Linked DNA regions of Homo sapiens: region 2 is linked to region 1. A link is a loop called in an ENCODE intact Hi-C map of the cell type or tissue named here. Cell type or tissue: MCF 10A. All regions are shown on one strand. Region 1 has its middle 120 kb from the start of OR13F1. Region 2 overlaps LINC00587 (long intergenic non-protein coding RNA 587).

What was found. Peaks named below come from ENCODE experiments on the same cell type or tissue, not always from the same donor. Only the 100,000 strongest peaks of a DNase experiment are listed, where the experiment ranks them.
Region 2: it touches region 1 in a loop (6-fold over the local background); 4 of 110 quality-filtered maps call a loop at or near these places.

Annotation. Positions count from the first base shown.
Region 1 is chr9:104,382,483-104,390,482 of GRCh38, reverse strand. No RefSeq gene overlaps it. Among named protein-coding and RNA genes, the nearest start is that of OR13F1, 120 kb to the left of the region's middle. In MCF 10A, a CTCF peak has its summit at 3,817 (motif pointing right); no DNase peak of the experiment used is centred here.
Region 2 is chr9:102,627,141-102,635,140 of GRCh38, reverse strand. The region is part of intron 3 of LINC00587 (long intergenic non-protein coding RNA 587); the gene reads right to left. Among named protein-coding and RNA genes, the nearest start is that of LINC00587, 110 kb to the right of the region's middle. In MCF 10A, a CTCF peak has its summit at 3,383 (motif pointing left); no DNase peak of the experiment used is centred here.

The DNA.
Region 1 (8,000 bases):
ACCCTGGGGCTGGAATGCAGGCTGAGATTCAGATGGCAGAGCCTGGTACAAAAGCTCCAGAGCCACAGGACTTTGAAGTTCGGTGTAGGATAAATTTACCAGCTCTTCTCGAATGTTCTAAGGGCAGGAGAAGCCTATGTGAACATACAGTTTTACAGGAGCCTTCATCATCATCTTTGAATGAGGGCAGGGGCACAAAGAGGGTTCTCAAAAATTAATTTTCTGAACAGCTATTATCTGGAAACTTGATGTTATATTTAATTGTATTTTAAAATAATATATTATATATATGTATGTATATTTGTGTGTGCATGGGGTGAAGTTGAATAGACGAAATGAACTTTCAAATTGTAAATACTTTCTGATAAACAGTAATGAGTACTTGGGGGCTCATAATACCGTTCTCTTTCTTTGTATGTGAGAATTTTTCATAAGAAAACATTTTTAAAAGACAATAAAGTAAGGTAACAATTCTTTACCTCTCTTATATAGACTAAGTTTCATGCTGGCCATGCTGGAAGGATCCCAAAAAGCACCACACAAAAGGAATAGCTAAGTAGTGACGCCTGCCATGGGCTTAGAGTAGACAAGTGGCAATATATGTGACTTGTATTTTCCATCCTTCAGCAAGATTCTCCAACTATTTTTGACATAAACAAAGTCATCAGAAATCAAAATATTACAATTCAGTCATCTTTACACAGAAATAGAACAAATATATCACACTTTTGTGGGGATAGATTAATAATTTGAAGCAATAGCCATATCTTTTATTAGAAATAAAGTTATTGCCCAATATTTGATTCTACAGCCCTTTTGCAAAAACCTAAGTGAAACATTTCTGCTTGCTTTGATTCCTGGAAAGTATCTACGAGGAATAGAGATGGGATTTAACTAGAATCCCTGATCCACTAACGCTGCTAGATGCAGTTAATCCTGCTAGCTTTGGTCCACAAGACTGGAAGAAGATAAAATAAAACGTGGCTTGGATCCTCCCCAGTGTGCGGGGGCTGGACTTCATTTCCAAACTCAGAAAAAAGCCTTGGAATCCAACATTTGCCTCCACCAGCAGTCCTGATGCCCTAAGCCTTCTCCCCATCTCCTACTGGCTCTCTGGGATGGCACTATCAGATGTGCAGGGCTCCAGGGTGCTCAGATTCTTGCTCTTTCCAGAGCCCAAGGGCTGTCAGCTTTACCGATGCTCCTGAGTTGCCAGGCTCTAATTCTGCCATAGGACCTGCAGCTTGAGCAGGCCCAAAAGCCTAAGCCTACAAGGCTCCTTCTTCACGATGAGGTGTGTAACACTAAGATACCCTGAATGAAGGAAAGTCTGGCTGAGGGAATCTAAAACAGCACCCCAGAGAGGCCTGGAGCAGCCTCAGAGGACGCCTGCTCTCTAAGTGGAGGCTGCTTCCCAGAGGAGGCTGTGCTCCCTTGAGCCAGTCTCTGTGAGCTCCCAATGGAAGGTATAGAAGCTACTGGGAGCTAACGGAGATTTAAAATTAGCTTCTGTGGCGCACAAACTACCAGCCAACTATCCGCAGACACATCTAGGTCTTTGGGGGTACCCAACTATACTTACACAGAACTGGCCCCATAACCAACAGTTTCTACTTTGGAACTACCACCAATATGAAGGCTCCTGAGAGTTCTTGCTTTTCAGGGCAGAGGACAGAACATTAAAACCTGAAATGACACAAAGGCCTCCCAAAGATCTCCAAAGTGATGAAGGGAAGGAAATGTTAAAACTGCTATTTATGGCCGGGCGCAGTGGCTCATGCCAATCCCAGCACTTTGGGAGGCTGAGGCAGGTGGATTGCGAGGTCAGGAATTCAAGACTAGCCTGGCCAACATGGTGAAACCTCATCTCTATAAAAATACAAAAATTAGCCAGGTGCGGTGGCGGGTGCCTGTAATCCCAGTTACTTGGGAGGCTGAGGCGGGAGAATCGTTTGAACCTGGGAGGTGGAGGTTGCAGTGAGCTGAGATCAGGCCACTGCACTCTAGCCTGGGCGACAGAGCAAGACTCCGTCTCAAAAACAAAAACAAAAACAAAAAACCAGCTATTTATACTCACTTTTATAGAATAGCCTAAAAATTATGCTTTAGTAATATATATGATTGGCAGTGGCTTCCTCACTTGGGCCATGTGTCACTTAAGGTATAAGTTGTATCCTGAGGGAAGAATATAAATTCCACAACTCAAAGGGGTTGACAGCTGCACACTCACATGTCCGTTCATGCTCAGTGCATCATAGAGCAGTTCTCACAGGATTTATGAATTTTGTATCATAAAGAGTAAAATATTTATAATACTGGAATGTTATAATACTGACACAAGATGGCATCATATAAATCTATTTTATGTGTTGTTTTTATTTTTGTTTTGTTCAGCACAGATCTCCTGTTATCTTTTGGCAAAGAAATAAAAGAATAACATTTTTCTTACACTAAATGACAAGAGTTCCAAATTTCCTGACCTTTTCTGTAATGACAAGTAGCTGTCAATACACTACTGTCTAACAGAGATCTTCAGAAAAGATAAAGACACTTATTGTCTCCTTTCAAGGTAAAGGTGACATTCTGACAATGAGTGAGAAAGTAACTATTTGCTTTGGTTTTAATCCTGCAATGGGGAAAGAATGTTCAAAATGGATATTCGGAAACGTTTGCATCGTCGTTGTCGAAGATGATATGTCTCATTTCTTATAAACTTCTCATATCTTAGATTAAAATAAAATTGAGATAGAATTCTCTAACCTGTCTTAAGATCCTCTAAATAAAGAATTTCAGCAGATTTTAAGGCCATTCAGTGAAAATATTAAAATGAAATCCCTTCTGATTCATTCACCAGAAGTCTGATTCCGCAAGGTATACATATAACAAAACATCACATTGTATCCCCAATACATATATAGTTCTCATTTGTCAATCAAAAAGCAAGTAAAACTTCAATAAATATTTTTAAATTCTGATTTCGACATTAGGGAGGAGGGAATTTGTTAAATTTTAACAAGTGAACAAGAAATGTTGTCAGTGGGATTAAGAAATTAATATCATGATTCAGAAAGTGTAGATAGTGGTGTATCTCTTGGATCCATAGATCTCTTGAGAAGTATTTTGTAGCTATCACTGTCATCAAAGCCAAATATCAAAACACAATGAAGAGAATCAGACCTTCAATTCTGCATCATAAAGCATTAAACCAAGATTTCATTTAAATGATGGAACATAGTCCATCACATTACAATGTTAAAAATATTTATAATAAACTTAGTAAGATTTTGAATACGGATTTTTTACTTGATTAAAAATATAATTGAAGTGCTTCAATAATCTTAATTCATGTTTCTTATATTCTTTGTAGAAAGGTGTATTTTGGTAAATGATTTGTACTGTGCATAATACGTAGTGCTGTATTAACTTATGTATGTTTGTGTTTATATGTGTATCCATCTGTCTATTTAGAATTTTTTAAATATGCAGGGGTGCACTTGGATCACACATGAATTCCAGAACAACTGGGCATAGCTTTTGAACTGCAACTTGAAACAGGAGCTCTGAGAATGGCTCATTTCTGTGTCCCTAGTGTTAAGCACAAGGCCTGGCTAGGCTCAATAAATGTTTGATAAATGAATGAAAATTTCAACATGGCTAGAGGTTGGAATTGTTCTCATATAAAAATAAGCATCCATGAATTCTTTAAATGAGTTTTAATCCATATATACATGCAAAGAGCAGTGAAATAAAATCACAAAATATTTATGCCTTTGAAAAAAATTCTGTTCATGTGAAAAGGCACCTGATGTCTCTGTTATGAGCCACTAGATGGCAATAGCTCTACATTACTCTCCATTTCTCTCTTCCTAGGGATCCTTCTCTGTTGGTCTTGAAGGTGCCACCTGGAATGATTATCTCTGCAGATACTTGCCAAAAACAAGGCATATCTGCTTTAGGAACTCTGAGATTGATATTACTAACGAAAATGCATTTCTGTGCTTGTTTCTTGTTGCATAAGTCTAAGACTATTCCAAGTTATCCACCAATTTGATTACCTTGGAGCTGTAAATTACTACAGTGAAATCAATAAAGAATTTATTTTCAACCATAGAAGTCCATAAAGGTCTGCATATGGAAAGTTCAAGATAATTGCAGTGTTTTTATGGAGATTCCAATTTCTCTTCTCTTTCCTCCTTCTCCCTAACCTCGTAGCTTTGGAACATGAGCACAGCTACAAATACCAAGATGACAGAAGTGAGAGTTCTGCTCCTGCCTCTCTCTCTGGCTGTTTCTGTGTATTCACAAATAAACCACCAGACTGTGACTGAGAACTGTCCAGTTGCTCATTCATGGAACAGATCTACTAAGAGAACCTGCAAAATGCGTGAGATTTTTGGAAAGAAAATGACAGAATTAGAAATAGGGTAATGACAAGACAGCAGGGCAATTTTAGCTCCATTCTCTTTAGCTCAATACCTGGAGAAATGGTACTGTATAATTTAATTCAATGCTTTCCTGGGCTGTTTTGTTTGAACTTATTTATTAGCCATACCAGGGTAGTAGAAAGAAACTATGCAAAATCCCGGGGTTGCTGTGATTACAATCTAGTTGGGTCTAAAGCTCTCACAGATAAGACCTAGATTTCTTTGTTCTGTAGATGACTCAAACATTGAGGAAAGCAAGAGGTTACATTGAATTCTTAAAAAAAAATCTCTTCACATGATTTTTATCTTTCTGTTTCTCAAGTACTTTTGGCAAATATAGCTCCGATGGGTTCAGAAGTTTAATTTTACTTCAGCATCTTTATGCCATGACAACTGCCTCCTGTCCCCCTCCTCCAATTTTAAGATAATTCTAAGGGCAATATTGAGGGAGGAGGTGGGAGAGAGGGAGAGAGAGTGCATGAGTGCACACTAGAATGCAGATACCCTGAGTATTTCTTTTTTAAATTAAACAAATATTACAGATGGAGAAACAAAATGCCACATTTGTTTAAGGCTACATTTGGCTCTCTTATGATGGAAAATAGCCCAAGTGACTAATCTCCCTCATGTTTCCTGCATTTATTTAACTTAAATTCCATCTCAATCTTGTTCTAATTGATTTCTTCCAAAGAGAACTCTAAAGGATTATTTTGGGATTGAATCTTCTCTTGACTACCTACAACCAATTGTTGTTTCAAATTATTTTAAAAACTGGCCAAATCAATGTGATATCTCCAGAAAGGCATTTATTAATTCCAGAGGCTCATATAGACTGCCCAGCTATTGGGACTCACAGAACAGTATCCAGAGCTGGAGGGTAAAAATGTGGTAAGGGGTATTCTAGTATATCTCATTTCTTTTCTTTTCTTTTTTGTTTTTCTTTTTCAGGGAGAATAATCTTTTCAGGTACCTCCTAGCTTATTTTTCTCGCATCTTTTTGGCCACAACTAGGCTTTACACCTCCTCTGGACCAACCAGTGGGAAAAGTATATGGGGTTTCCTTACTCTCTTAGCCCAATCATGAGCCATTCTCCAGATCTGGGTATAATGTCACCTAAACACACCTGGAGATCTGTTGGCCAGGAAGAAACAGAAGGGTAATGAAAAAAGAGAATACAAGTTGAGCAGTCAAGGAACTCTGTCAGCTACAGTTAGCTTTGTATGTGTTTTGGAGTACACTTTAATACGGCCACATAGAATTCCATGGGAAAAGTAAAAGATAAGGTTGACAGTAAGCAGAATCTGGATTGAGGGCATCCTTGAATTAGTATGTTCTTAATAGGCAATGAAGATTTTGCAAATGGCTTTTATGTAATTAGTCTGGTGATCTTTCCTAAGTCTCACATCTACAACTTGAAAAGAAAAAACCAATGTGTGTCTCAATGTGCCCTGAGAAAACCAGGGTGTTTCCTATACCGTATGCTCAGAAGATACTGTTTAGAGCAATGAATGGGGGATGGCAAGAAGAGAGTAGCTCCTATTTAATGGATGAATGGATGGGGGAGGCTGAGTCTATTTGACACATTGGTTGGAGAGGGGAGGTGTCTGTAGCACTGTAATGGCAGTGATAGGTTCCTCTGTAGTTCTTGGCAATGCAGTACTTTGAAGTTCTGTTTAATTTCTGCCTAGTTGGGGAAGGAGGGAGATCATCAGGGGATGGACAAGGGTAAGAGAGCCTGCAGGTGTGGTTGGAGGGAGGCAGGCTTGTCTGCAGCCTAGAATATGAGAAGAGCCAGGTTTCTGCAGCTGGGGGAATGGCTGATAAATGGTTGTGGTGGGACACAACCTGTGGACAGTACAGAATAAAACTCTTTAGGAGAGAGGCCGGTGAATTTAGAGAACTAGCCAGCCAGGGGTGAGGGTTTTTGTAGCCCTAATGAAGGCAGAACTGGAATGGAAAGGTTCAAATGTATTAGAAATGGGGGAGGGTAGAGAGGGTCTCAAAAAGTAGATTGAGGAGGAGACAACATTTGCAGCATGGGATGGCCAAGGCCACAGCGTATTCAGCATCATGGAAGGGGCGTCTGTCTCTCTGCATCATTGTTAGGGATGAGATTGGTGCCTCCTCGGCACTGGATAGAAGAGAAATTCCTCTCTGAAGCATTGATTGGAGAGGTAGTCTGTCTCAGGCACTGGATAGGAGTTTGATATGTGTAGCCTTTTTTTTTGGAATTGTTCAGGCTGTTCAGCACATGTTGGGCTTGTTTGTGTCACTGTGAGGAGGTGTGTAGTGTCTCGTGTACTTGCAGAATTCATTTGGGGATTGTACTCTTATGGCTCCACCCTAAATTCTGGGGTTCATCAATGAATCCACTACAGTGCACAAAGTGAGGCCAGAATGTCCACAATACTGTGGGGAAGATTCCAGTGTGTCTGCCTCACTAAGATCTTTGAGAGACCCTAGACATGTGCCACTGACTAGAGAGGGTGTTAGAAGCCTTAGGTCTTAATCCTGGGTATCTTCAATATTGGAAACAAGTGTAGGGAATTTGAAGAACTGTTGGGCCAAGGATTCCAAGTGGCTACATCAACAACTGGGGACAGAGCTGATACTTCCGAAGCCCTGGAGGGTAAGGCACCTCTGTGTGTTGTTTGCAAAAAACTTCGGGTTAAGTATGACTGTATAAGTGGGGCATTCTACAAAGCGGAGGACAAATTGTATTCTATTTATTGTATTTGGTCTGTGTGACTTTACTGAATTGTTTATTACCAAATTTGCATCACCACCCTGTTCACATATCTCCTCTTCTAATGACAGTAGAGGACAAAGCAAATTCTAATTTCTAGAATGCTCTTCCCCATTTGGTTCAAATTAAAATGTGCCAATGAAAACCACTCACATGTGTTTTGGAAAGTGGATGAGAGGAAGCCACTATTTCCTGGAAATAGTCACAGGCTGACACCTGAATAGACATGAGGTTCACAGCAGTTCCCTAGAGAGTAATAGGAACCATCCAATTTAGCAAATCAAGCTGAGACTGTTGGTGATAGCTTCTTTGACCTTAGCGCTCCTAGCTCTTTCAGTGGTAGCATAAGTGCCTAATTTTCTATTTTAAACTCCTTCATATGTGGACAACACAGGGTGGATCCTGTTTTCCTAATTTGAATCTGGGCTGATATTATGACGCCGACACTCCCTGTGCTATTGAATCGGACACAATAGAGGACAGGAAACACAAATTAGGCTCCAGCCATTTCCGTAGACAACTGGCCCGGTTGTATTAATTTAAAGTTGAATTAATGAATTCTTTTGTGACACTATACATTTTAAAATATTTTTTTGGTTATGTTGGTTCTATTTCTGTCAGCAATTGTCCATTGAGACTCTAATGCCAATTTATGATTATGGTAGAAACAAGAAGTGAGATTTTCACTCTGTGTTTAGTGCTGCCATTCTTTGTGAAACAAACTGAGATTATGACAGTGTATAATGAAGCAACAAAGTGATAAACAAGAGTGCAAGTATCAGGGGTCCAGAAACAAGAGAAAGTAGTCAGGACCAGAGTTGTTAGAAAA
Region 2 (8,000 bases), 1.8 Mb after region 1:
TTAAAAAACTAAAAACCATCCTAACAAGTGTGAGGTGATATCATTTGATCTGCATTTTCCTTATGACTAATGCTGTTGAGTACATTTTTATAAACCTATTGACCATTTGCATTCCTTATCAGATATACAGTTTGTAAATATGTTCTATCAACCCATAGTTTGCTTTTTCACTCTGTTGATTGTGTCCTTTGATGTGGAGGAGCTTTTGAATTTGACAGAGTCCCATTTTACTTTTTCTTTTGTTTCTTACTGCTTTTAGTGTCATATCTATGAAATCATCGCTGAGTTCAATGTCATGATGATTTCTCCCTGTTTTTTTCTACGATTTTTACATTTTCAGGTCTTCGGTTTAAGTCTGTAATTATCTAAGTTGATTTTGTGTATGGCATAAGATAGGGGTTCAATTTCTTTTCTTTGAGTGTGAATATTCAGTTTTCCAGACATCATTTGCCAGAATAATTTTCTTGTCTTTATTGTATATTCTTGTTTTTTGCTGAAGTTTAGTTGACTGTATGTGTGTGCGTTATTTCTATTTCAATTATAGCTGGGTTTAATTTCTGGGTTATTTCTATTTCAATTATAGCTATTTCTATATCAATTATATGTCAATTATACCTCAATATAGCTAAAAACTGTTACTTGGCTAATACATCTTCTCTCATTTCATGGTAGATTTGTTTGTCTTTAGTAAATGCACAGATTATGAGCAGAAATATATGATTAACATACCTCAGAGTTTTCAGAGAGAGAGAGAGAGAGAGAGTGGCAGACAGACAGGCAGAGAGGAAGAGAGAGAGCAGGTCATGCATGTGTGAGTTAGAAAATTGGTCATATACCCAAAAGTAGTACAATTATAAACAGACCAATATAAAATATTAATGGAGGCCGGGCATGGTGGCTCATGCACGTAATCCCAGCACTTTGGGAGGCCAAGGCAGTCTCATCACTTGGGGTCATGAGTTTGAGACCAGCCTGGCCAAAATGGTGAAACCCCATCTTTACTAAAAATACAAAAATTACCCAGCCGTGGTGGTGTGCACCTGTAATCCCAGCTACTCAGGAGGCTGAGTCATGAGAATTGCTTGAACCCAAGAAGCAGAGGTTGCAGTGAGCTGAGATCATGCCACTGCACTCCAGCCTGGGTGATAGAGTGAGACTCTGCCTCAAAAATAAATAAATTAAAATAAATTAAAAAATAAAATTTTAATGACCTTTCTATTGTTAATAATTTTTTTTTCATTTACACACAGCTGTGTTATTAACATCAGACTTAACAACAATCATGAATCAAAAAGGCACAACATGCACAAAATCACTGCTTGGCTGTGGTAAAGATCTTGAAGATACACATCCCATTCTCCATTATAGCAAGTACTTTGTATACCTGTATATATACATACACTTAGTTATCTGAGCTCTGCTTGGCAAGAAAATTATACCATACTGAAGATAGAGGTACAACAATCCTCAAGAAAAATAAATATATAATTTAATAATCCATAAAATATAACTGGATAATTTTTATTTTATGCTACCAATTGACATCATCCCATAGGCTGTAAAATCAGATCTCCAGATATTTGTCACCAATTGAATGGACATGCACAAATCAGAAACAGGTACAGAACCAGAACTAGACTTTGCTAAGAAAACTAGACTCATTCTGGAAAAAGAATTAGAAAACGTTAGAACGCTTTGAGTCAAAAACTAATGACCACATGGGACTGTTTTGTATCTTGGCTGTATCAATGTCAGTATACTCACTGTGATATACACTACAGTTTTGAAAAAGGTTATCTTTGAGAGAAACTGAATAAAGGGAACATGGGCTCTTTGTATTATATCTTACAACTATAAATGAATCTACAATGATCTCAGAATAAAACTTTAACTTAAAAGGTAAACAATCAACAATCAGCCACAAAGGCAGAGATAGTAAAACTGTCCTACTACTGTGTGTGTCAGAAAAAGGATCCATCCTGTAAACAGCTTCCAAGGTGTTCTTCTTGGTTATCACAATTTATTCAGCTCTTGTTAGCCAGTCCCTCTCACCATGTCATGGTAGAAACTATGGCTGTGAAAGGAATAGACAGTAGGAAAAAAAAAAAAAAAGCACAACAAAAATGTTGGGTTCTGTCTTCCACTTAGTATGTAGAAAGCTGGAAAGAACACTGAATCCACTCTTAAAAGCAAAAATAATGCCAGATAATCTGCAAGTTTGTTATTTTTCTAAGGTCACAGATTAACAACCTAAAATCTAAGTGAAGACTGGCGTTTCCAATGAGACAAGGGAGATGAGAACTTGATTACTTGTGTCTAACTCCAGCAGGTATCAGTAAAAGAAATTCCATTAAAAATTTTAACATATTGCTAAAGACTGAATGAAAACTAGTGAGAAAAATAGAAACTGATGGTCACATAAACAAGGGAAATTTACATCTATTCATAGACTCTTTTTCATATACCAAAACAAGTGCTGACAAATAAGATTGACAAGATTCTTAAGAAGGCCTCCCTTGTCATGTAGAACTTGGAAAAGAGAAATAACAGCTGCTATAGGATAGGTATGAAACTCTGTCTGGGTTCTTTCTCCTTATCTCATTTATTTCCAAAAACTTTGAGCTGCTTAAAGAAGACCACCAAAAATTACTCTTGTGAAAACCTATTGCGGCTTAGGGAAGAGAATAGCCAAAAAAATAAAAATAAAAGACCTTATCCAGGGACTAGGGTACATCTGTTCTGTAGGTGCTCCTGCCCACCAGCCCCTCCCAGGTCCCCTGTCTGGCCATCCTGCAGGAGCATTTGCACAGAGCAGCCCCTGCTACTCAGCCTGGGTGTTTTGCTTCACCTGATTATGTTCCCAGTGGCCTGGGAGTACTTCAGATCCCCCATTGCATCCAGAATTTGACTTGGAGGGTCCAGAGGATGAAGCCACCAGTCAATCGTGGAGGCCCAGAACTGCTAAGCTCAGGAGTACCAAGCTGGTATCTGTGGCTGGCACTTGAGCAGGAAAGGACCCCACACTCTCACAGCACTGAGAGGTGTCAGATGCATAGGTTCCTAAGTTGGAGTGGAAGCTGGGCATGCCTCTCCTCACAAGTCCAGCCAGGAAAGGGTGTGGCCTATTTCCCTGACTTGACCTCTGCCCAGGGAGCCCCATTGCCCAGATACCTAACAATGAAAAAAAAAAATACAGGTGCACTGCCAGTGATGGGAGGGGAATCCCCCCAGGCCCAGGAGCAGACTAGGTGAGGGGGTCATCTTGCTTTCCACAGCATAGCAGAGCATGGATGCAAATGAATCCATGGATAAGGATGGATGAGGAAATAGAGAAGCTGACAGATAAGAGCCTACCAACCACCCATTACTCTTAAGTGCCATCTACTGGATTACAGCCCAAACTACAACACCAAAAATATTTTGCTAATATATCTCCCTGTGAAACCAAAGGCAAGAATTCAACCACTAATAAAGACCCTGTATAGAGCTTTGTCCCTCTGAAAACATCCAGAAATAAAGCTAATTGACTATACTCAACTTATACCATAGTTAGAAAAAACCATCCCCTTCCAGATTAGAAAGAATCAGCGCAAGAACTCTGACAATTAAAAAAAAAAAAAAAAAAAAAAAAAAAACCAGAATGTTCCCTTACCTTCAAATGGATCCATTAACTCCTCAGCAATTGTTCTTAACTAGTCTGAAATGACTAAAATGACAGACATGGAATTCAGAATCGAGATGACAAAGAAGCTTATTGAGATTAAGAAGAAAGTTGAAAGACAATAGAAGGAATCCAAGGAATACAGTAAAACAATCCAATAACTGAAATGCAATATAACCATGTTAAAGAAGCAAGCCAAATTTTTAGAGTTGAAAAATTAACTACAAAAATTTCATAATGTAATCAAAAGTATTAAGAACAGAATAGAACAAGGTGAGAAAGGAATATCAGAGCTCAAAGCTCAGTTCTTTGAATCAATTCAGTCAGACAAAATAAAAATATTTAAAAATGAACGAAACTTTCCTGAAATATGAGATTATGTAAAGAGACCAAACCTATGACACATGGTATTCCTGAGAGAGAAGGAGAAATAATAAGCAACTTGGAAAATATTTTTAAAGAGATAGTTAACAAAATACTCCCTAATTTCACTGAAGAGTTTGACATGTTAATTCAAGAAATACTGAGAACCCTGGCTAGATACTGTAAAAGATGAGCAACCCCAAGGTACATAGTCATCAGATTCACTAAGGTCAATGCAAAAGATAAAAGCTTAAAATCGGCTAAAGAGAAAGATCAGGTCATATAAAGAGGGACCCTCCATCAGGCTGGCAGCAGACCTCTCAGCAGAAACCTTACAATCCAGAAGAGATTAGGTGCCTATTTTCAGCATCTTTAAAGAAAAGAAATTCCAAACCAAGAATTTCATATCAGCCAAACTAAGCTTGATAATTTAAAGAGAAATAAAATGCTTCTTAGATAGGCAAATGCTGAAGGAGTTCCTTTCAACTAGATCAGTCTTACAAGATGACCTTAAGGGAGTGCTAAATATCAAATTAAAATAATGACACCTGCTACCCCAAAAACACACTTAAGCACATAGCCCACAGGCAGTATAATGCTAATACACAACCAAGTCTACATAACAACCAACTAAAAATGCAATAACATGATGAAAATCTCACACATCCATACTAATCCTGAATGCAAATGGACTAAATGCCCCCACTTAAAATACATAGAGTGGCAAACTGTAAAAAAAAAAAAAACAAGATTCAACCATCTGCTGTCTTCAAGAGACCCATCTCACATGTAACAACACCCACAGACTCAAAGTAAAGGGTTGGAGAAAGATCTATCATGCAAACAGAAAATTAAAAAGAACAGGAATCATTCTTATATCAGAGAGAATAGATTTTAAAATGATAAAAAATTAGGACAAAAAGCCATTATATAATGTTAAAGGGTATGATCCAAAAAGAGGACTTAACTATCCTAAATATATATACTCAACATTAGAGCCCCAGATCCATAAAACAAGTTGTTCTTGCCCTCTGTGAAGACTTAGCAGCCACACAATACTAGTGGAGACTTACAACAGCCCACTAACCATGTTAAACAGATCATTGAGGCAGAAAATTAAGAAACTCTGGACTTAAACGCAACACTAGATGAATTCGACCTAATAGACATCATCACAACAATCCACTGAAAAATCACAAAGTATACATTTTTCTCATCTGCACACATTTTAGATTGGTATTTTAAGATAGGTATTTTAAGATTGACCACATATTTGATCATAAAGCAAGTCTCAATAAATACAAAAAATTTTAAATCATAGCAAGTACACTCTAGGACCATAGTACAGTAAAAATAGTAATCATTAGGACATCTCTCAAAACTGCACAAATATACAGAATTTAAATGATCTGATCCTGAATAATTCCTAGGGAACTTCAAAATTAAGAAAGAAATCAAGAATTTTTTAATTAATGAGAACAAAGATACAACATATTGGAATCTCTGGGACACTGCTAAACCATGTTAAGAGGAAAGTTTATAATGCTAAATGCTCATATCAAAAACTTACAAAGATCTCACAATAACCTAATATCACACTTAAAGTATCTAGAAAACAAAAAGCAAACCAACCCCAAAGCTAGCAGGAGAAAAACAACTAAAATTAGAGATGAAATGAAAAAATTGAGATGCAAACAACCATACAAAAGATTGATTAAACCAAGAGTTGTTCCTTCAAAAAAAAAATGATAGCTAGATTATCAAAAACAGAAGAGATCCAAATAGTGCAATGTTAAATGACAAAGATGACATTACAACTCATACCAGAAAACTACAACAGATCTTCAGAGAATACTGCAAACAACTCTATGCACATAAATTGTAAAATTTAGAGGAAATGAGTAAATTCCTGGAAAAAATACCATCTCCCAAGATTGCATCAGGAAGAGATTGAAACCCTTAATAGACCAATATTGAGTTCTGAAATTGAATTAATAATAAACAACCTACCAATCGAACAAACAAAAATCCATTAAACAGATGGATTTAGAGCCAAATTGTATCAGGCTTACAAGAACTGATACCAATCCTATTGAAACTATTCCAAAAAATCAAGGAGGAGGGGCTTCTCCCTAAGTCAATATATGAAGCCAGCCTCAACCTGATACCAATATCTGGCAGAGACACAACAAAAAAAGGAAACCTTAGGCCCATGTCCCTGATGTACCTAAACACAAAAATCCTCAGTAAAATACTAGCAAAATGAATCCAGCAGCAGACCAGAAAGTTAAAACACCACGTTCAAGTAAACTTTATTCCTTGTTCAACATATGTAAATCAATAAATGTAATTCACCACATATACAAATCAAAAGCAAAAATGATATAGTCATCTCAATAGATGTAGAAATAAGTTTTGATAAAATCCAGTATACCTTCACGATAAAAATCCTCAATCGACTAGGCATCCAAGGAACATACCTCAAAAAAATAAGTCATCTATGACACATCCACAGTCAAAATCATTTTGAATAGCTAAAAGCTGGAAACATTCCCCTTGAGAACTGGAACAAGATAAGGATGATCATTCTTACCACCCCAATCAACATAATACTCAATATTCTAGTTAGCGCAATCAGGCAAGTGAAAGAAACAAAAGGCATCCAAATAGGAAAAAAAGAACTCAAATTATCTTTCTTCACTGATAGTATGATTCTATAGCCAGAATACCCTAAAGACTCTGCCAAAAGGTTACTAGCATCGATAAATAACTTTATAAAATTTCAGGCTACAAAATCGATGTATGAAAATCAGTAGCATTTTTATACACTAGTAACATTCATGGGAGAACCAAATCAAGAACACAATCTCATTTACAATATCCACAAAGAAAAGACCTGGGAATGTATCTCACCAAGGAGATAAAAGATTTCCACGAGGAGATCTACAAAACAATGGTGAAAGAAATCAGAGTCAACACACACAAAACATGGAAAAACATTTCATGCTCATGGATTATAAGAATCTATATTATTTAAATGATCATATTGCCCAAAGTAATTTATTGATTCAATGCTGTTCCTATCACTCTACCAATGTTATTCACAGGATTAGCAAAACTATTCTAACATATAAAAACAAAAAAGAGCCCAAATAGCCAAAGCAATCCAAAGCAAAAGAACAAAGACAGAGGCATCACACTACCTGAATTCAAACTATACCATAAGGCTAAAATAACCAAAACAGCATGGTCCCAGTACAAAAACAAACACATAGACCAATGGAACAGAAGAGAAAACTCAGAAATAAGCCATCTGATCTTCAAGGCAAACTAAAACAAGCAATGGGGAAAGGACTTCCTATTCAAGAAATGGTTCTGGGATAACTGGATACCTATATTCAGAAGAATGAAACTGCTTATCTTTCATTATAGTCAAAAAATTAATTCAGGGTGAATTAAAGTTTTAAATTTAAGATCTAAACTCTAAAAATCCTAGAAGAAAACCAAAAAATACCCTTCTCAACATTGGTCTTGGCATAGAATTTTTGGCTAAGTCCCCAAATGCATTTGCGACAAAAACAAAAATCAACAAGTGGGACCTAATTAAACTAAAGAGCTTCTGCACAGCAAAAGAAACTATCAAAAGAGTAAACAGACAACCTACATAATGAGAAAAAATACTCACAAACTATGCTTCTGACAAAGGTCTAATATCCGGAATCTATAAAAAACAAATACCAAGTAAAAAACATGAATAGATGTTTATCAAAAGAAGACATAAGAAGCAACAAACATATATGAAAAAATCTTCAATATCATTATCAGAGAAATACGAATTAAAGCCACAATGGGATACCATCTCACACCAGTCAGCATAGCTATTATTAAAAAGTCAAAAAAGAACAGATTTGGTGAAACTTCAGATAAAAGTGAACACTTATACACTGTTGGTGGGAATGTAAATTAGTTCAGCCAC